Regions from separate parts of the Mus musculus genome. Here region 2 is linked to region 1. A link is a loop called in an ENCODE intact Hi-C map of the cell type or tissue named here. Cell type or tissue: gastrocnemius. All regions are shown on one strand. Each heading gives the region's core, and the rest is flanking DNA. Links, peaks and the distances in the headings are about the cores only.

Region 1 (10,043 bases), core at 796-8,795:
TGCCAAACTCATCCTATGAGGCTACAGTCACCCTGATATCTAAACTACACAAAAAAAAGTCAACAAAGAAAGAGAATTTCAGACCAGTTTCCCTTATGAATATTGATGCAAAAATACTCAGCGAAACACTCACAAACCCCACCCAAGAACCCATCAAAGATCATCCACGATGGTCAAGAAGGCTTCATCCCAGGGATGCAGGGGTGGTTCAATATGTGAAAATCTACCAATGTAATCCACCACATAAACAAACTGAAAGGAAAAGGAAAATTGAGCAAGCCAGCGGCCCAGGCAGTAAGAGCCTGCCTCCACGGGCTGTGCCTCAGGTCCTGCTTGAGTTCTTGACCTGACTTCCCTCCATGATGGATTGTGATGCTGGAATGTGAGCCAGAGGAACCTCTTCTCTCCAAACTGCTTGTGACGGCAATAGAAATCAGACCTGGACAGTAGCTTTAAATCAGGGCGTTTGCACATGGCAAACCCTGCAAATTAGACTTTTTCTTTTTCTGTTTTTTTAAAAAAGAGGATCTAGAAACCTAGCCGTAACATATGCCAGACAAGAGCTCTATTGCTTAGCTACATCTCCAGCCCAGATGAGGTCCTTGTTCGTTTTGGAGAGCTGGAGTACTGACATACCATTGGACATGGGGAATACAAGGGGCTCAACTCAAACTTGGAGAAATGCAAACCACAGGGTTAGTGGAGAAACGATTTCTATGCAAAGAAATGGCCAAAGCACTTGAAGACACAACAGTGGGAACTATCCAAAAGTAATGAGAGAAAGAGACTGGGAAAAACCAAACTTTAATAAACTGTGGGACAAACACAGGGGACCCAATACATGAGTCCCTAAAGGTGGTAGACAGAGCAAAGGCGATATACATTTGAATAAATATAAAATTCTAAATTTTGTAAAAACCCCAAGGTTCAAATATCTCAAAAAATTCCCAAGCCCAAGAAAAACAGAGCTATACCACAACAAATCAAAATAGAATCCTTTAAAATAAACTATCCAGTAAAAACAAACAGACAAACAAACCTCAATAGCACCCAGAGGAAATGATACAGATATTTACTATATAATGTGAGTACAATGATTAGAGAAAACTCTTTAGAAACATAAAGATGCCACCCAGAAGGCAGCACAACAACATTTTTTTTTAGTGCATTAGAAGAAAAAAACAACAAAAACCCAAACCTGTTAGGTTAGACTTGTACCTCAGAGTATTTTGAAGTGAAGATGAAATACAGGTTTTCTCAAATACTTGGAAGTTGAATGGCTTTCTCATTTGCCGACATACACCATATAAAATGCTAAAAGAACCCGCCAGGCAGAAAGACTGTGTCAGGTGGAAGTTTAGATGTGGAATTTGATCTACCAAAGCCTCTGCCAACCGCTAACCTATTTTTGATGTCCGTGTCTGTGGGTTTGTCTGCTCTGGACAACACGTAAGTCAAACCATACAATGCAACAGTCATTCTTTATCCATAGTTAGATCCAAGTACCTCAGCACGTGTCTGAAACTACACATAATATGGAGTCCTAGACATCCTGCTTTGCCTCATAGCTCCACATCTATGATAAAACTTAATTCATAACGTAGCCTCATTAAGAAGATAAAAACAGTGTCTAATGACAAACAAGAAAAGTATAGCAATATGTTCTAATTAGTTACTTAAATCTTATGAGTTATTTATTTCTGCAGTCTTTCATTTTCTACATTGGGATCGCAGTTGGCCTCAGAGGACCAAACTGATGGAGAGTGGGGTCACAGTTACCACAGGACAGTGTGCGTGGCTTTTGTGACTGGCTTCTTCCACTTATAAGGTTCTCAAGGTCCTTCGTGCAATAATTAGAGCAGCATTTAGTTCCTTTCTGGGAGCGGGGGAATAGTGTCCTGCTAGACTAGGGGAGCAACCTCCTGCATACATGTATTCATTAGCTGACAAGCACTGACTTGTGAATAACTCTGAACATTCATGAACAAACATCCACGGAATATACTCCCTGGGTTATAGTTTACATCTCTCTCTCTCTCTCTCTCTCTCTCTCTCTCTCTCTCTCTCTCTCTCTCTCTCTCTCTCTCCCTCCCTCCCTCCCTCCCTCTCTCTCTCTCTGTCTCTCTCTCTGTGTCTGTCTTTTTCTATCTTGAGATAGGGTTTCTCTATGTAGTTCTGAGTATTCTGGAACTCACTATGTAGACCAGGCTGGCCTCACATTCACAGTGATCCTCCTGCCTCTGCTTCCCAGTTCTGGGATTAAAGGCATGCATCCCAGTGTCTGGCTATTTTGCACTTTTCTAAAATGAGCTTCTTCTGGACTCTGATGTTTCTTCAAGCTAAATGCGGTGTCTTAAGCTTTGTCTCATTCAGAAGCTTTAAAGTGTTTATGGCAGGGTGGATAGTTGGCTCAGCAGGTAAAGCATTTGTGTAATGTCAATAGTTCTGATCTTCCAGCACCCACTTCAAAGCCAGGTAGACTTGGTGGGTTACCTACAATCCTAGTGTGGTGGAGGCAGAGACAAAGACTCCCTGGAGCCAGCTGACAAGCCAGCCTAGCCCAAACAGTGATGCTTTGGGATCAGTGAGAGACCTAAGTGATGGGGAGAGTGACTGAGGAAGGTAGTTAATATCAACCTCATGCCTCACATGTGTGACTGCGTAAAGGCAACCAGACACGGTTATATGCAAACATAAGGTAAAAGGAAAGGAACAAACATTTGAGGCAGTGGGTATCAAAAGGTTGGCTTTAGTTGTCAACTCGTCACAACCTAAGGTCACCCGAGAAAAGAGTCTCTATGATTGCCTACATAAATGAATTGATAGAGCAAAACTCAGCTAGATCGTGCTGACCCACTATAATAGTTGCCACTGTGGGCAGCACTATTCCCTAGGCAGGGAATCTTGGCCTGTGTAAGTTTAGAGAGAGGGCTGAGTACAAGTAAGTCTGAACTCATGGATTTCTCTCTGCCTTTGATAATGTATGTGAAGTGACTAGCTGTTCTAAATGCCTTGTGTCTCAGCATCCCTGCTAGGATGGACTATAATCCGGAACTGTGAACCAAAGAAAACCCTTTTTCTGATAATTTGCTTTTATCATATAAGTTTTTGTTTTTGTTTTGATTTTTATTTTTGTTTTTTTCATAGCAGCAGAAGTGAAACCAGGACAGGGCAGTACCAGGGTGCTCCTGTTATATCCTTTGCCACTGAAAAGTCAGAAGGCAGAATAGGAAACTTAAAAAGTGTTAGCTGGAATTGTCTCAGACCCATGCCCGTTACAATGGTCTTCTTTTTCTGTTTTTTTCCCCCGTCATGTTCTATCTCTTCTCTGCTTTCTACGTGAGAGCATCATTTCCACGCTCCACATTAAATGACACCCTGTTTTTCCTTTCCCAGGTATTTCTAAGATGTACACGGATATCATCAGAGGGGAGTCGCTGATCATTTGTAGTTTCACATGCATTTTCTTTGGAATTTTTCGAGGTCACTCAACTGACACGTCCATGTTCAGAGGTAAGATGGTTGATGTTCTGTCTGTATACTTCCTAAGATTACTATTGAAACGAAAGTGCATTTGTCTCTGCATCTTTCTCTATACATTGCTCTCTGATCAATTAAAATGAGAAGTGAGGTAAACAAGAAAATATAACCATATTTGCATTTTAGTGATTGCTAAAATGCAAAGTGTGTGTTGGATTGATCTGTAATAGGCAAACTGGGGTATATGGGAGGGATGGAAAGAGGAAAGGGAAGGAGGAAATGATATAATTTTACAATCTAAAAAAAAAAAAAAGAAAAGAAGGAAAAGAAATAATTAAAAAGACCCATCTCTTGTCCCTCAGCATGCATACACACATAGACCAATTGCATCATCCGGCCCAGGTTATCCCTCTAGCTGGGATCAGCATGTATCTCAGTTGGTGGATGCTAAGAGTTGTGCGTGGTCTTAGATCTGAGGGTGAAGGCAAACAACTAATGCATATTGGTAAAACAATCCTAGGGGGACAACAGCCAGATTTGTGTGGCTAATGGTGCCTGGGATGCGGAATACATTCCCCTGACAGGTTTCTAGATGTCTCGTTAGTAGCTAGAGAAGAATGGCAGGAATCAGCACAGCGTGAAGGGGAGACATGAGCCCTGGGGACACATTTGTGGTAGCTGCAAGAGGGGGTGGGGAGGACCAAAAGCATAAGGAAGTGTTGGTGGAAATCAGGTAGATAATTTTAAAATGGCTTATTAGCACGCATTAACCATGTAACGGGCTTAGTTATGCTTTCATGATGTGTTTCAATCGTATCCACTCCTGTTAGTCTCTCCTGTCTCTTTCCCCACACTCCTTGTTCCTCTCTGCAGCCAGCCCTCCTGTCTAATGTCTTTCTGTGTGTGACCTAAGGAGTTTCATTGGGATTGTTTACCAGCGTGTAAGTGGGGGCTCACTTACATCCCTGGGGAAGTCTACATTAAGTAGATTTATCAGACTCTCACAGGGCACTCTGCCTGAGGAAGAACAGGCCCCCTGTTTACAAACCAGAGTGCAGTCAGTAAAAAAACAAAACAACACAGACAAACAAGCCAAAACCCAGATGGTTAACTCACGTTTTTCTTTCTCCCCTTTCTCTCCTTTCTTTTATGTTTAGAGTTACACATAATCATCGGACTCAGCTTTGATGTTTTTGGAAGCACCATATGTGGCTATTGGTGTACGAGAGTCATCCAGATTATATTGACCGACCTCTTTAGCAACACACTGACGAACGTTGTTCTCTGTTTCTCACTGGTGTACATGACGTTTTACCTTGGTAAGGCAAACAAACACAAGAACTGCCATCCTACTAGAGAGCCTGGGAGTCCTGGTTTGCCCTGCTCCTTTCCCCTGCTTCATGTCTTCCTCCTGTCTGTTACCACCCCCCACCCACCCACTTGTGTTTTGTCACATCACCTCTCTGTCAGATCTAGTTCTCTCCTGGCCTCTCATTGTAACCTCATGTCTTTGCGCTCCTATGTCTGGGTACTCTTAGCCCTTTGAGCTCTATTCTCTAACCCTACAGTAAGTCCATGGCAGTGCCCTAGAAGCGGAATCGTCATGGAGTTGTTTCTGTCTGGACTCTTGAGCTGCTCACCCCATAAAATGGGAAAAGTTGGCGGAGAAGTTCCCGAGGGCTTTCCAAGCTCGTCATCCTTCACTCACTAGACTAAAAGGTCCTTTCAAATAGCGATCTTTTCTTGAATCTAGAAGGTGGGAAACGAGAGTGGGGAGATCAAGAGTGCTTGTGTCAGGAAGAGAAGCTGGGGCATCGGGTAAGTTGCAGGAGTAACTGTACCCAGCCCCAGTGGGCCTTCCGTTAGTTCAGTTTTGTAAAATTGGGACTTGAGGTGTTTCAGCTCCCAGGAACCATATTAACTATGACCAAACTGCTTTTGCTCCCCTCATACACTGGAGCAACTTTAACCAATGAAGATCTCAGCCGTCTCTTACACCTCTAGCTAAGGAAAGGCAGTTTTCTTTTTCCTGTAGATATATCGCCACCTAGTGGTTGCTTACTGCCCTGAGCCAGTCAAACTAGCGAAAACATTCACGGAATGCTCGTTTCCTTCAGCTTTATTTCTTTGCTCCTTTGTGAAAGTTTTGTGGATGCCTTACTTCAGTTTTTCCACCTCCCTACCAGACTGTGAGCCTCTTGAATATGAGTGGCGCTCATAGTCAGCTCTTCACTCGATTAGTTTTTCCTCCTTTCAGCCAAGCTTAGAGTTGGTCAAATGCCCGACAGTAATTTAATACGTGCTGATCGAATGAACCAACATTCCTTCTCAATGTGTTTTTGAGTAGACAGAATCCAGATATACTCCGTCAATCAGCAACGTTGGGAAATACTTAGCCTCTTTAAGCTTGTCTCTTCTATACAATCGGTCTAACAATACTCCATTTGTGTAAGGCACTGCATGCATTAATGAAGCTTGCTATGCTTGTGAGCTGCGGCTACCCTAGGGACTGGCAAGAGCTCCTTGTGTACACAGCTCCTCCCACCTCCTTCTGAGTGACAGTTGTTCCTGGAGGGGGGCGGGGCGTGTCTCTCTCCCCAATCCCAGACACTTGTTTTTGAGCCTTTGCCAGCTCCCTACTGTGTTCAAGACAGGGTGGCTCATAAATGCTGGTTCATTTCTTCTTCCTAATAGGAATGGAGGTGTTTGCAGCCAATATTTGGTGTCCCCTTAGACAGATTAAATGGATGATAGCCAAGGGCAGAGTGCCAGGACCGGGTCGCAGAAGGCGTTTCAGCCTCCCTTTCACGTTAGAGGATTCCCAGCCCAGACACACACGTTTTCGAGTTGGGATGGGACTCTCACATAATTAACAATACAAGTTCCTTATTTTCATTTATCAATATAACCAAAAATGTTCCGTCACTTTGGCTCAAGTCATTGAAACACAGACATGGGGCTGGCGAGATGGCTCAGTGGTTAAGAGCACCGACTGCTCTTCTGAAGGTCCCGAGTTCAAATCCCAACAACCACATGGTGGCTCACAACCATCCGTAATGAAATCTGATGCCCTCTTCTGGAGTATCTGAAGACAGCTACAGTGTACTTACATATAATAAATAAATAAATAAATCTTAAAAAAAAAAAGAAATGGAAATTGGTAGTCAGTAACTTTATAAAAAATCAATTTCTTGAATGTGTTCAGAAATATATTTGAAGTCATGCTAAGAACTGATGCAGTTAATTACAAGAATAAGCTTTATTTAAAAAAAAGAAACACAAACATTTGATAAAAATGTGTTTAAAACTCAGCAAGAATATATATGATAATAAATAAATCAAGATCATATACATATGTGTATATATATATATATATATATATATGTATATCAGACAAAAATAAGAACTAGCATGTACTCAAAGAAACTGGAAATAAGAGTTTGACAGTTGTCCCCTATCAAAACATTTGCAGAACTGTTAGCTTTACTCAACTTGATTGTTGAAGTTAAATTCGTTAGGAAAGTGCATATATATATATATATATATATATATATGTATGTATATGTATATGTATGTATATATATATCCAAAGTGAAGTTAAGTGAATAGATAAATGAAAAGAATTTTGATAAGTGGTAGACCAGTGGATTAAAATCAGTACTGTAGTAGTCACAACAGTGGTTAATACTGGAATCACAAGAGTGGCCATCCATTGCCATGCACATATGCCAAGGAACATATCATCTAAGTTAATGCTTGCAATAAGGATGTGAGGTGCTATTCACCCCACTTAACACCTGCTTTGCAGACGTGGGGACATTAATGGAGAAAGGGGAGGTCACATCCCATAAGCATCGTGCTGTGCCCTGTTTGAAAGCTCTTCCACTGCTTGCTTGGATGTTCTTTCTCTTCCTTTCTGTCTACTGTCACCCTGGGCTCCTTGGAGACTCTGTAGCCCGGCACCTTTAGTATTTTTGTGTTCTAACATTCTCCCTAGACTATGTTTCAACATTTAGAGCCCAGTGAATTGCCAATTTAGTCGGGGAGAGAAGGGCAAATGCTCCAGGAAGCAGCAACGCCTGGCCCATGCAGCACAAAGTCCCAAGGTGCTGAGCGGAGATTACGTCATTTCTTTTCCCACTCGCCCTAGCCTCAGTGATGATGCAGGATTGGCAAACTGGGTCAAATCTGCTCTGAGCTAAAAAAAGCTTTATGAAAAGAGCAGAATCAAAGAATAATATCTCATGGAGATGAAGATTATTTGAAGTCTAAAGTCTGTAGTATTTTATTGGCTAGCCAACCGTCTGCATGTTACCTCCGGCTTCTTGCAGCATCATAGCTGAGGAAGGTCCCATGGCTCACAAAGGCTGGGTGTTTATTCTATTGCCCATCTCCGAAGAAGCACTGCTATTCCCTGAGCTACAGCATTAGCCAATCCCTTGAAGCAACTTTCTAAATAAGAAACGCTGCTTTCACCTTTCCTACTGATTTTTTCCTCAGGGCGAATCAGTGTATAGATTTAATCACATTTAAATTTATTTCACTTTCTTCTCTCCCCAGTGGAATATTTCGGAATGTCAGGCATTGTTGCTTTGGTCACGGTAGGCCTGAATTTGGATTCTTTAAGCTTTAAACCGAGGATGGAGTTCATCATTACTAAGTGAGTTTCCTGATATGCATTCAGTATAGATTTCAGAGAATTTTAGTACTTGGCTGGTCTTGTCTTTGATGAGGCTAATAAAATTCTATTTATTTACATATTTCTATCTTTAACGTTTCAATGTGCCATCAGTGATCAGCATTATTGATGTTGTCATTATGAAGAAAGTGGTTTAGAGACAATAGTGCCTTCTCTACGTCACTCCGATAGACTTATTCTATGAATTGTTGGGTTTTTTTTTCCCCTTCACATCCACACTTGTGTGACACCATCGTAATGTGTGAAGGAAGGAGGTCAGAGCGAGATGCATCACCAGCAAAACTCTTACCTACCCTTCCCACCTGGTGTTGGGGGTAGGGGTAGGTGTGGGTGTAGGTGTTGGAGTGGGGTTGGGGTAGGGGTAGGTGTGGGTGTGGGGTTGGGGGTTAGGGTGGGTGTGGGTGTTGGAGTTGGGGTGGGGGTAGGTGTGGGTGTTGGAGTGGGATTGGATGTGGGTGTGGGTGTTGGAGTGGGGTTGGGGGTTGAGGTGAGGGTGGGGGGTGGATCAGTGTCTTCTCAGACCAATGGATTAGGCCTCCTCTCAGAAACCATGCAAAATCACAGACACTAAGTCGAAATCTGCCAAAGAAATTCTCATCTCAAATGAAAGCAGATGTGGACAATAAGCCTTCACTCTGACTTTTCCCATGGAAAGTTGTTCAGTGTAAAGGCCGTTCTGAAATAATTGTTTTAAGTGTTTAACTTATCCTGTAAAGAATAAATACCTGTGATGGAGGATGGCACCTTTTTTTTTTTTTTTTTTTTTTTTTTTTTTTTTTTGGTTTTGCAAGATGAAACAAACTTGGCACCAATAACTTTTGCTCCTTTGTTCCTTTGATGTGTTTGTGAATGAAGCTCGGGACTAACTGGTTCATAAGGCTTACAGATTAGTGTAGCGACTGCACTTGGTTGTTGGTAGCGCTGCCTTTCAGTAATTACTCATTACTTACTGTAATTAGTCATTCCACTTGTTTGGTCTTTTTTTAAAGATCTATTTGTTTATTTAATGTGTATGAGTACACTATAGCTGTCTTCACACACACCAGAAGAGGGCATCAGATCCCATTACAGATGGTTGTGAGCCACCATGTGGTTGCTGGGAATCGAACTCAGGACCTCCGGAAGAACAGTCAGTGCTCTTGACCGCTGAGCCCTCCAGCCCTTGTTTGCTTTTTCACTTATGCCACTATCTTTTCCTGCCTGCTATGTCCTGACTGTTGAATTTGAAGCTGGTGGCAATTCGAATAAGATATTTCCAAGCCAAAACCAAAACCAAAACCAAAACCCAATAACAACATAACCCAAAAGCATGCTATTGTTAAATGGTATACCTGCTTATATTACAAATAAACAAACAAACAAACAAACAACTTAATAGGCATTCTAAACTTATGTATTTTTGGATCCTACTATTTGCAAAGGGATTGTTGGACCCTATGGAGATATTTTAAAAATCCTTCAATTCCTCAGTTATTCTATGACAGCTGAGAGGTAAGAGTTGGGACCTCAGGGCCTCCACTCCTATCTTTCTTCATAGGAGCTCTGAGTGGCTTGAATCCGGAAATAGAAATAACTTGGAGAGTCACACCATGTGCTGATTATATCAGATAATGCTTTATCACAGCTAGAACAGGGCTTCGTAATGCTCCTTCCCTAGTGTAGATCTTGAGAGCCATTTTTGAGGAGACAGGCTTTGGGGCTGAACAGCTTACTTCACCAGTTTAAAGGGGAAGTCCTAAGCAAGGGAATCGAGAGGAGGCGGGGCTTGAGATCTGTCTGTTGATGAAGGATCTAGCTCCTCCTACTCAAGCCAGCATGGAGAGCATCATAGATTTTTCCCAGAAGCAATCCAAGAAAAATCGAT
Region 2 (10,043 bases), core at 1,286-9,285, 160 kb before region 1:
ACAGCTACCCACACTGGGGATGAATATATTCTGTGCTGAAGAATATTTAGTCTATCAAGGTCACGTGGTGGAAAATATTCAAATGAACACCACCTAAATGGCTAAAAAAATCCTAAATGTCTACATTATCAGCTATAAACTAAAGAACCGAGTTAGTTGGCTTTAGTTACTCCCAAGTTCATTTTTTTAACTTATGTATGAGAGGCATGTGTGTAGAGGACAGATAACTTACTAGAGTCCATTCTTTCCTTCTACCATGTGCCAGCCAGGGGTGACCTCAGATGGTCAGGCTTGATTCTAAGTGCCTTTACCCATTTCAATCTATTTTAAGCAGGGAAAAGAATAAGCCAGCCTATCTTCTTAGTGCTCGGTAGCCTGAGGCAGGAAGAATGCTTAGCAGGGCGTGGTGGCGAACGCCTTTAATCCCAGCATTTGGGAGGCAGAGGCAGGCCGGATTTCTGAGTTCGAGGTCAGCCTGGTCTACAGAGTGAGTTCCAGGACAGCCAGGGCTATACAGAGAAACCCTGTCTCGAAAAACCAAAAAAAAAAAAAAAAGTTTTGAGGTTAGCCTAGGCCAAAAGTAAGCTATAGATCATCTTGAATTACCTGCCTCAAAAAACAAAACAAAGAAAACCAAAACAAACAAACAAAAAAACAAGAGCTGGGCGGTGGTGGCAAACTCATTTAATCCTAGCACTCAGGAGGCAGAAGCAATTAGATCTCTGAGTTGAGTTCCAGGCCAGGCCATACAAAGAAACTTTGCCTTGAAAAACAAAAACAACCCCCACAAACAACAACAAAGTACAAATATGGCAACCCATGCCAGTAATCCCAGTACTCAGGAGGCTGAGGCAGGAGGACTGCCCTGAGTTCTAGAACAGCCTGAGCTACAGAAATCGTTTCAACAAATAAATAAATAAATAAAAAAGAAAGAAAGAACTCAAAATATTACCAATCTAAACTAGTAACATTTTTCTTTCAATTGACTCGATGAAAGCCAGTGCTATTCCCACTAAAAGGAACCCTTCTAACAGACTCAGTATGTTAGGAAGAAACAGGCCTGGGGTAGTAGCTGCTTCAAAGGAAACATTACCAGGTGACACTTGGAAAACATTCAAAAGCTTTTCTCTAGAATTACTGTAGTGTAATTACTCTAATTTGAAAATTATTGATGGTACCAAATTGTCTCTGTCGGTAAGGGCAAAGAGAAATACACAGTGCTATAAGGCAAGTCAGACTCCGCAAGGTTACCTACCTGTGTGAGAAACAGCAATGTTACCAGACCCCTGACAATCAGCTCCCTGCCTAGTGCAGAGAGCCCTGGCAATTACTGATCCTAGAGTGGCTGCCGATGCTATTCTGATTCACTGAAGTGGCTAATTTTACCACAGTTTACCACAGTTTACCACAGTTCTCATAACATCGTCAATATTTCAGATCCAGGAGCCTCCTGTGCTGAAAATGCAAGTCTTCTGACATACTTCCAGTCTCCCAAAGTAAGCTGAATAAGAATATCAGGTAAAAAAAGATGCCCTCTGTAACACAGAAAGGTTATTTAATGATGTCTGTACAATAGCTTTAAAAGGAGAAACAAAACTTACCTGTCAACTTCACTGCTGGTTGGCCGAGCTACCTTGGCTCCTGAAGACCCTAAAGTATAACTTTCCTGTCCTATAGAACCATGGCCTGTGGTGTCAATCACCATGGCTGTGACTTCCTCTGCACTACTCCCATCTTCTCCAGAAGGCTGATTCTCTGGCCCAAGCCACTCTTCTAGATTTTCAGTTTTGATGTGCACTGCTCCAAGAACCCTAACTTCGTCACCACTCCGGGCCCCCTGGTCTGCTAGTCCTGTTTCCACATACCACTGTCCTGCTCTGTTGATTCGAAGAATGGGCTCCCGGCCTTCTGCATCAGAACTCTGTTCAATTATCTGAGGACTGGTGGGCTCCTCCGGGGGACTGAGCTCTCGGATATCCAGCACGGCACTGACCTGCCCTCTCCAGTTTCCCTTTGAGGCATTATGCCGTGGACTAAGTGAGCGGTTTAGATTTGGTGTAGCCCTATGAGACTCTGGAGGTCTCTCTTGATGCTTTGTCCTTGTTTGACTTAATTCTGCTTCAACCTCAGCCACATTAATTTTGAAGTGAATGCCCTCTAGGATCTGCGTACATTTGTCTATAATATGCTGCATCTGCAGAAAACTAGCAGCTGTTAGGTAGCTGATGATATCTGCTAGTTGCAGGCATATCCGCCCTGTGTAACAGAAAGAAAGAAGTTGCTCAAAAACAGTAGGGTTCTTGATGACAGAAATGGACACAGTACTCATTTCATTCAAGGACATGTGATCCCGGAAATAAGGGGAGCTGGCAGCCAGTACTACTTTGTGAGCCCGAAAAGCTTGTCCTTGCACATTGACCACAATATCACAGAGCCGGCCTTGCATTCGTAGCTGGTTGAGATGGCTCAGAACAGAGTTGCTGAAGTCGGGGATCTCCAATTGTATGTTCCCACTTTTCTCCATGGTCATGCCTGAAAGCACAGGCAGACATTCAACCCTGCTGAAAGAGCAAAGCACAGTCTTAGTACTAGTTTGACTCCCTTTGTGCTTTTTAGTTCAAACATCCCTACAAATGGAAAATCTTTCCATGAGTGCCAGCTACACATACGTAATTTTAGCGCTTGGAAAACCGAAGAGGCAGGAGAATCATGAGTATGGGCTAAATAAGTGAAATCTTGTCTCAGGGAGAAAAAAAGAATTCTTCATATAGAAAGAGAGATCTTCCTTATGTTTGGATGTAGAAACAGAATTGCCAGCAGGTGTTTTGTTAGTAATAAGGCTGGCCTCAAACTCCTGATCCTACCTCCTAAGTGCTAGGATTACTGTAAGCTGCCGAGCCTGGTACAAGGTATTTTAGATTTCACTGTAAAATGTAATTAACACACAAAAAAGTGACTGCTACACTGCGAAAAATTCAAGCTATGCCCATACTTTATTAGTAGACTATATAAAATAAAGACAGGAGTTCACTAAGAAGGGGCATCAAACACATACAGATTGGGTATAAAGTCTAATATCCTACATGAATGGTCGCTATTATCACTACTTTTCCCCATGAGACAGTGTCCCTCTATATAGCTCTGGATGCCCTATAACTTGCTCAGTAGACCAGACTAGCCTGGAACTTAGCGATCTACCTCCAGGAATGCTAGAATTAAGCCACCCACCAGATATTTGTTTTTGACAGGGTCTATGAAGCCCAGGCTATTCCTGGAACTCACTATGTAGACCATCTGGTTTCTAACTCAAAAAGAGCTGACTGCTTCTGCTGAGATTAAAGAATGCTCGTGTTAGAGGTGTTTGACTACCATGCCCGATTAGGCCCATATTTTTAAGCTTACCAGTTTGAGCTCCCACTTTTTGAATATGGGACTCTGAGGTGACTCTGAGAAACATTCCACAGCCCTGTCAGCATTCAATTCACATGCAGAGAATTTGTGGCCTAGTTGCCAGAGTTAGCAAAAACTAAGTAATACTTTTTCTCCCCAACAAACTTGAAACTTGGGTATTCCAAAGTGGTGATGCTACTTTGACTGGGAAAGTTGGTTTCCCACAGCTGCTGACAAAAATAAAGCCTGAAATTTCACACCACAAAGACTGCAATTGCATCAAATAGTCTTAATTAGTTGAGGGTAGTTCCAGTATACCACAAGGATTTAGGCTCACCGTGCATCCAATGTTTCTCTAAATTTATGAGACTACACAGCACACCAGGAAGTAGTCCGGACAAGCTCACTTTATCACCTCGCATTTACAATACACTTATTGAGTAAACAGGTAAGTGCAAACACGGCTTTCAAGACGCAACTTTAACCAATCTGACCTTTTTCCAAAGCGTTATTGTTTGTTTTGAAACTTTTAATCCATTAAGTGCCTCTGTCGATGCCATCACGAATTCAGATGTTTATTTTGGAGCCTACACCAGCGCCTTTTTTGTTTGCTCTTTCCAGCGATTCCCCAGTGAGGAGGAAGCCCCTGGAGTAAAGTCTTTCTCTAGCGTCGGCACTGAAGGGGCGAGAGCTGTAAAAGGGAGAATCGGGAACGCTGGGGTTGGCCAGTCGGGTACTGGGGAGGCCTCTATCAGTGTCAAGAAGCATGGGAAAAGGGGGACCTGGCTAAGCGAGGAGGTGGCACAGATGCCGGGAAGCTCGACAGGAGCAGAGCCCCGCGGCAAGGGAGTTGCGGGCGCACAGGTGAGGCGCGGGACCGGGAAGGGGGCGGCGCCCCGGGATCGGTCTAGGGCGGCGGAGGTTGCCGGGGCGGGGGTGTGTCTGGGTGTGGCCCCGGCGCGCGCGCGGGGTCCTGAGGGAGGGGCTCGCCAAGGGGGCGGGCCCGCGAGCTCGACAGCCCGGAGCCAAAGGGGCGGAAGGTCGCCGAGTGCTGGGAGGGGAGGTGGGGCAGCGACTGAGCGCCGCAGGAGCTGGCTGCAACCCAGACGCGGCCCGGGAGCGTCGGGTATGAGCTAACGGGGCGGGGGTGCGGGGAACGAGCCCAGTCAAGGAGCAGCACCTACCTCCGGGGGTGGAAATGGGCCGGAATGGGCCGGAACACCGTCCCGGAAGTGAAACCCCCCGCCCCCTCCTCCGGAGCGAGCGACGTGCCGGAAGGAAATCAGTCACCCTCACCCCGCCCCACCCCCAGCGCTTTCCTTGCAGGAGCCCCCTCCCCTCAGCCTGTACTCCTCAGGGAGGCGGAGGGCGGGCCTATCGTGCCCGCGGCAACTCCGCCCTCCGGGCTCTCGGGGGCGTGGCCAGAGGGAAAGTTTTGTGGGCCTGAAGAAGGTGGGGCTTGAGGAGGAGTCTGAGGGCGTGTGAGGGGCGGGGTTTAAGTGGACGCAGCAAGCAGCTTTGCGTCTTGACGTCACGAAGACCTTATATACTCGACTCAGCCGCCATCTCAGCCTTTCGGAGCTGTGCGGCATTCTGAGCAGGTATGCAATTTCCTGAGTATGTTATGGCTTCGGGCCTTGGAGGCTGAAGCACTGGAAGCTGGTGGGATTCCCGGCGCAGCCGGTGAGCTTAGTTCAGGGCACAAGCTGGAAACTTTAGGAGGTTGGTTCTGCGTGTATTTGTGACATAAAATAGCATTGGGTTTTGGTCTGGACACCAGACAAAGACGACTCAGCATGCGTGTTCATGCTATGATGAAGGCTATGTTGGTAGGGACAACTGAGCTTGTTGATGAATACCAACGATTCTGATGGCAGAGCATGCTGAGTCACCTCGTGCACGGTTCAACGGGGGTGGAATGCGAAGCCACGCGGTGTTTCTTTCGCGATCACCATGGGATGAAGGCTTTTGCTAGAGATTGCCAGCAGGCCTTAGTCACTAACAAAGAGGACGATTGCTCTTGGGAAGTACCTGGATTAGAGACTTATATGTAACTGCTGGATATGTGCAACTCAACAGTGCCTATGTGGACGGAGTTCTTTGTAAGACAGGTCCATTTTGTGGAAGTAGAACTACTAAAGATTAACATTTTTCTTAGGAATGGCAGTGTGGACCTCTGTGATGGGACATCTTGTGGGATCTCACAGCCAGGTAACTCAGTGGGGGAGGGGCATGACTAGAACATAATGACCACAAAGCCCATGATGGTATGAGAGTAGTGGACAGAAGGGATTTCTGAAAAACACTTTTCTGAGGCTTTAATTCAGCTACTGGAAAGGGTTTAGTTCCGTGAAGAAGGGGACTGACTGTTCACATCTCTTATTTCCAGTTCTGTGGCAAAGGAGGATGAAGGCTTACGAGGTGAGTACTGAATAGTAATGAGAAGTTAGGTTGAAAGGACAGTGCCACAATGATGACATCATATTTGCTACTCTTGACAGCTGGGGTGACGATAGCTTTAAACCACCATGATTATAACTGAGGCACACAAAATAATGATTTGGGGGCTACTTACAGAGTAAGCAGTTTTTACATAAAGATTCCCCCCCCCCAGGACTCGTCAGGAAGCTGGATAACAGAGCGAGCGCAATGTAAGCAATTTTGTGTGTGCATGTGGTCCCATTACAAGGAATACCCAATGGCAAATGAGCACTAAAGATCCCTCAACCCACACATTGAATGTATTGTTCCCTGAGAGCAATTGTAGATAGAGGAGTGGGTGGGAAGTCTGAAGTCAGGGCATTGTTTCTGCGTATCTGAGGAGGCTGGTTTTTGATATGTGGGAGCTAGTGGTCGTTAACGCATTTACCCCCTATTTGGTGGACTCTGGTTCCCCCATCTTAAGTGCTGAGTCAGGGGCCTAACCGGGCAGCTTTAACTATTTGTTTGTTGTAGGTGCTAGAATAGAAGACCAGAAAATGAAATGGTAAGTCAAACTAAAGGAATTGTAGATGCTAAACAGGCTTGGCTTTGTTGCACTCTGCCAAATACTGGCCACGTGTTCCATCCTGGTCATAGCTGAACACAGCCTGCATGATGACGAACAAATACTGACTACCTGAAGATCTTATTAGCTCTATCTGATGGTGGGCTTCCTTGACATTTATTGTGGGGCAAACTCAAATCTGTTGACTGCATTGAAAAGCTCTTTAATGTTTTTTTCTAGGTGGAGTTTGAGGCTGGATAGACAGTTTGAAAGGTAAGTATTGAAAAACACTTGAATTTGGGTCAGTACAAAGGGACATGCAGAGACTTTGAATCATCAAAACTCCAGCATGCATTGTCTTACGGATGTTTAGATAGGTGTGTTTTGGACAACACTCTGGGTTCTTGTAATGATGTTGATCAAATGTCTGAGCTGAAAATAACTTGTAGACAATTTTTAACACTGAAGAACCTTGTGGCAGGCAACTAAGAATAGTCGAATGATGTTTAGCATATTTGTAAGAGGTATTTTCTTTTAATTCTAGTTAACTGGTTGCATGCTTGTTCATTTGGCTGGCTTGCTTGGGTAAGAAGCCATTGGGGGCCTTGAATTCCCTCCAGTCATTTGCAGTATTTACTGCATAACATTTAGCTTTTGAACATGCATGTGCTACCATCAGTACTAAATGGTGCCTTAAATTTTTTTCAGGTACAAATAATGGTTTGAATAAAGAAAGGTAAGCATTGTAAGTTTGGTATTTACTATATGAATTAAGGTACTGTTAGTGATGATCAATAAAGTTAAACAGATGGGAATCTCTCTGAATAAGATTGAAGATTGATTGTTAAGCTGAAACAGTATTTAAGGACATCAGTAAATATACTTTACAAATACATATTTCTAAACGGAGTGTAATTTCTTACAGGTATTAATGGGTCACCTCAAGTGAAGGCACTGCAAACACAATGGTAAGTCTTTGAAATGTGCATGTATTAGTTACTTTCAACCCCTTCCAAACAAGCCGATACCATGATGATAACATAGTTCAGCAGACTTAACTCTGATGAACAATCATGTCTTTCGCTCCTATCTGATGTATCTGGCTGTAATGTTTTAAAGAGTTTTCCTTGAATAGTATTAGGAAATACAAGATAAGAGTCCCAAGTGATGAGGCCAAAGCCTGATGCTAAGGTGGCATGTGCTGTGCCACTGACTTAACCCAGTAGGACAATTTTATTGTGAAAAATACATAAGTTCCCTAGGGTATGACGATTGAAACTATAAATCTCAGGCCTCTTGGCAAGAGAATTGATGTGAGCCCATGGAGACTAGTGAAGACAACTGAACACTGAGAGAATAGTGTGAAATAAAATGAAGATAAGTAACTGCACTAATTATTTTTAATTTTCAAACAGATTGGTCATTCTGAATTTCCGGTCCTTCATTCTGAATTTCAAAGTAAGTCTGTCACTTGTTTTTGTACAGATTGTAATATAGCTTGTAACCAGTGATGTGATGATTCTGCCAAATGATACAAAGTGATATCACCTTTAAACCGTTCCATTTTATTTCTGAGGTTACTATACTAACATGTAAAATTTAACTACTCTAAGCCAGAGAAGTAAGTCAGTCTTTGTTTTCTTAGGGCTCCTGTGACAAGTGGACATGCAGTGACTGCACCTTTGTTTCTGAGGTGAGAACTGCAAATGCTTAACCGGGAACCTACTCCAGAATACATGATGATCTCACACAACTTGAACTCTCTCACTGATTACTTGATGATAGTAAAAGATCTGATGTTCTGTGTTTTAACAGTTACCATTTAAGTTAAAATTGTAGAAAAGTGTTTAACAGCTACCTTCTGTTGGTTGTTGCAGGTGCCTGGATGGAGGCTCAAATAGAAGATGGTGTCAGATATATTGTGTTAAAATTTTACCATTAAAGTGTATTATAACATGAACTGTGAAGTGTGCATTTTGTTCTGATGAGCACATTGTGGGGAGTTCACATTAGACATTTTTAAATCTATTAGCTGCCCAGTGACTGGATGGTATTGGTGTCAGTATAGTTTGTCTTTTTGTGCTTATAAGCACAAGCCATTATTTTTTTTTAAGATTTTTTTATTTATTATATGTAAGTACACTGTAGCTGTCTTCAGACACTCCAGAAGAGGGCATCAGATCTTGTTACAAATGGTTGTGAGCCACCATGTGGTTGCTGGGATTTGAACTCTGGACCTTCGGAAGAGCAGTTAGTACATCTCTCCAGCCCTAGAACACTTTTCTTATATCTTATAAAACTAAATATTTCATGGAGTATGCAAAGGGGAGTACAGTCACAAATCAGTTTGCCTGGAAATAGTTTTTTTTTCTCTTTCCTTTCTCAACACAATCTAAGATGAACCAAAAGAGAAGTGTGCTCTTACACACTGAGCCATCTCACCAGCCTCAAGCCATTATTCTGTTTGACATTTTAAATTAATAGGAACAGCGTTAACCAGAACTGGACTGACTGGTGGAGGTGGTATTTTCACTTTTGGCAGGTGACAGTGTCTGCTGAGTCTTACATCCTGAATGTCTAATCAGTTATGCAGTCTGAGTGGGTATACCAGCCCTTTAAAGGTCTGGAGATGGCCTGTAGGGGCACAGGTGTGAGGGAAAATTTGAAGTATAAACCTGGAAGGTAAAAGCCTAGACCTTGCAGTCCTGTTAAAGTGTTGTCCCCATGCCTAGGACTTTTGCAGTTATATATACCACCAGGCCTAACTCAGCATTCCTAAATTAGGAGGAACACTGAGGCTAATTGGCTCTTAGGTTTGATACTGTTCACTCTGGTCTGTTGGGCTCAGTTCTTGAGACCACGGAAACTACAATCCTTAATCTAACAAGTACAGTTTGGGATTCGTGCTGGGTGTGGTGGCCCCAAAGGAAAAGTTGAGGCTATTTTGTTTAGTCCTTTGGCTGTAGATAGTATAGGTAACTGGTCAGGGGTCCTTAGAACACTGGTTCCAGGCAAAATGTGTAGGTATTTGGAGCTGTACCTCTACAAGCTTTAGTCCCTGGGAATGGGGGCAGTGTTTCAATGCTCAACAGTTACCCTGGAACACATAGCTAAACATCTCATTTGGTGATTTATATTCTACACATAGTCTTACTGAAATGGATTTAAATTCCATCACATTCTTGGGTTGTGAGGATTTAAATTTTTCACATGCTAGTCACATACCTTTACTGTTAGTGGTCCATTTGTATGGTAATGCATGTGAAGAGGTCAGGATGACCTACACAAGTCTTCCTTTCACAATGTGGAATCCAGCTATCCAGTCATCTTGCCTGGCTGGTCTCTTGGAGGCAGGTTGCCTTGATGGGATTTCCATGTAGATCAGGCTGGTCTCAAACTTGGATCTGCCTAGGATCAAAGGTCTGTGCTTACTAGGACCAGCTGGGAGTTACTGGTCTGTTTTAAGACACCCATGGTTCCTTCTTCCAGAACACAAGGTCAGGGTTTCATTCACTGGATCTCTACAGTCACGCCCTTAGCTCAGATCTACCAGCCTCTGATCAAGTAGGGAGTCATCTGCCTCCTTCCACTTCAGCACCCTTAGCACTGCCTCATTAGGCCTTTAGATTGTGTATGATACTGGTGATTGAACCACTGAGCTGTGTAC

Evidence for each region. Hi-C counts contacts between places; a loop is a spot of excess contacts. Peaks named below come from ENCODE experiments on the same cell type or tissue, not always from the same donor. Only the 100,000 strongest peaks of a DNase experiment are listed, where the experiment ranks them.
Region 2: a loop joins it to region 1, with 3 times the contacts of the local background. A loop is called at or near these places in 2 of 42 quality-filtered maps.

The regions. Positions count from the first base shown.
Region 1 is chr1:161,190,163-161,200,205 of GRCm38, forward strand. It overlaps the pseudogene Gm6185. Among named protein-coding and RNA genes, the nearest start is that of Tex50, 36 kb to the left of the region's middle. In gastrocnemius, for the core only: a CTCF peak has its summit at 5,540 (motif pointing left); DNase peaks (open chromatin) are centred at 5,553 and 6,133; H3K4me3 peaks cover 1,418 bases; H3K27ac peaks cover 835 bases.
Region 2 is chr1:161,030,204-161,040,246 of GRCm38, forward strand. It overlaps Zbtb37 (zinc finger and BTB domain containing 37), which reads right to left and starts at 4,646. Exons shown (of 5, transcript NM_001356489.1): 1 at 4,575-4,646; 2 at 3,885-4,081; 3 at 1,602-2,558. The coding sequence starts at 2,530. Gas5 (growth arrest specific 5) reads left to right here and starts at 4,398. Exons shown (of 11, transcript NR_166052.1): 1 at 4,398-4,516; 2 at 5,549-5,601; 3 at 5,780-5,811; 4 at 6,005-6,041; 5 at 6,346-6,376; 6 at 6,617-6,649; 7 at 7,085-7,112; 8 at 7,302-7,344; 9 at 7,792-7,834; 10 at 8,022-8,069; 11 at 8,254-8,336. It overlaps Snord47 (small nucleolar RNA, C/D box 47), which reads left to right and starts at 7,889; the gene lies at 7,889-7,953. It overlaps LOC115487643 (a small nucleolar RNA gene), which reads left to right and starts at 5,191; the gene lies at 5,191-5,270. It also overlaps LOC115487678, LOC115487638, LOC115487644, LOC115487677, LOC115487645 and LOC115487640, and 1 more gene. In gastrocnemius, for the core only: no CTCF peak of the experiment used is centred there; DNase peaks (open chromatin) are centred at 1,853, 4,779, 5,266, 5,584 and 1 more place; H3K4me3 peaks cover 4,386 bases; H3K27ac peaks cover 3,875 bases.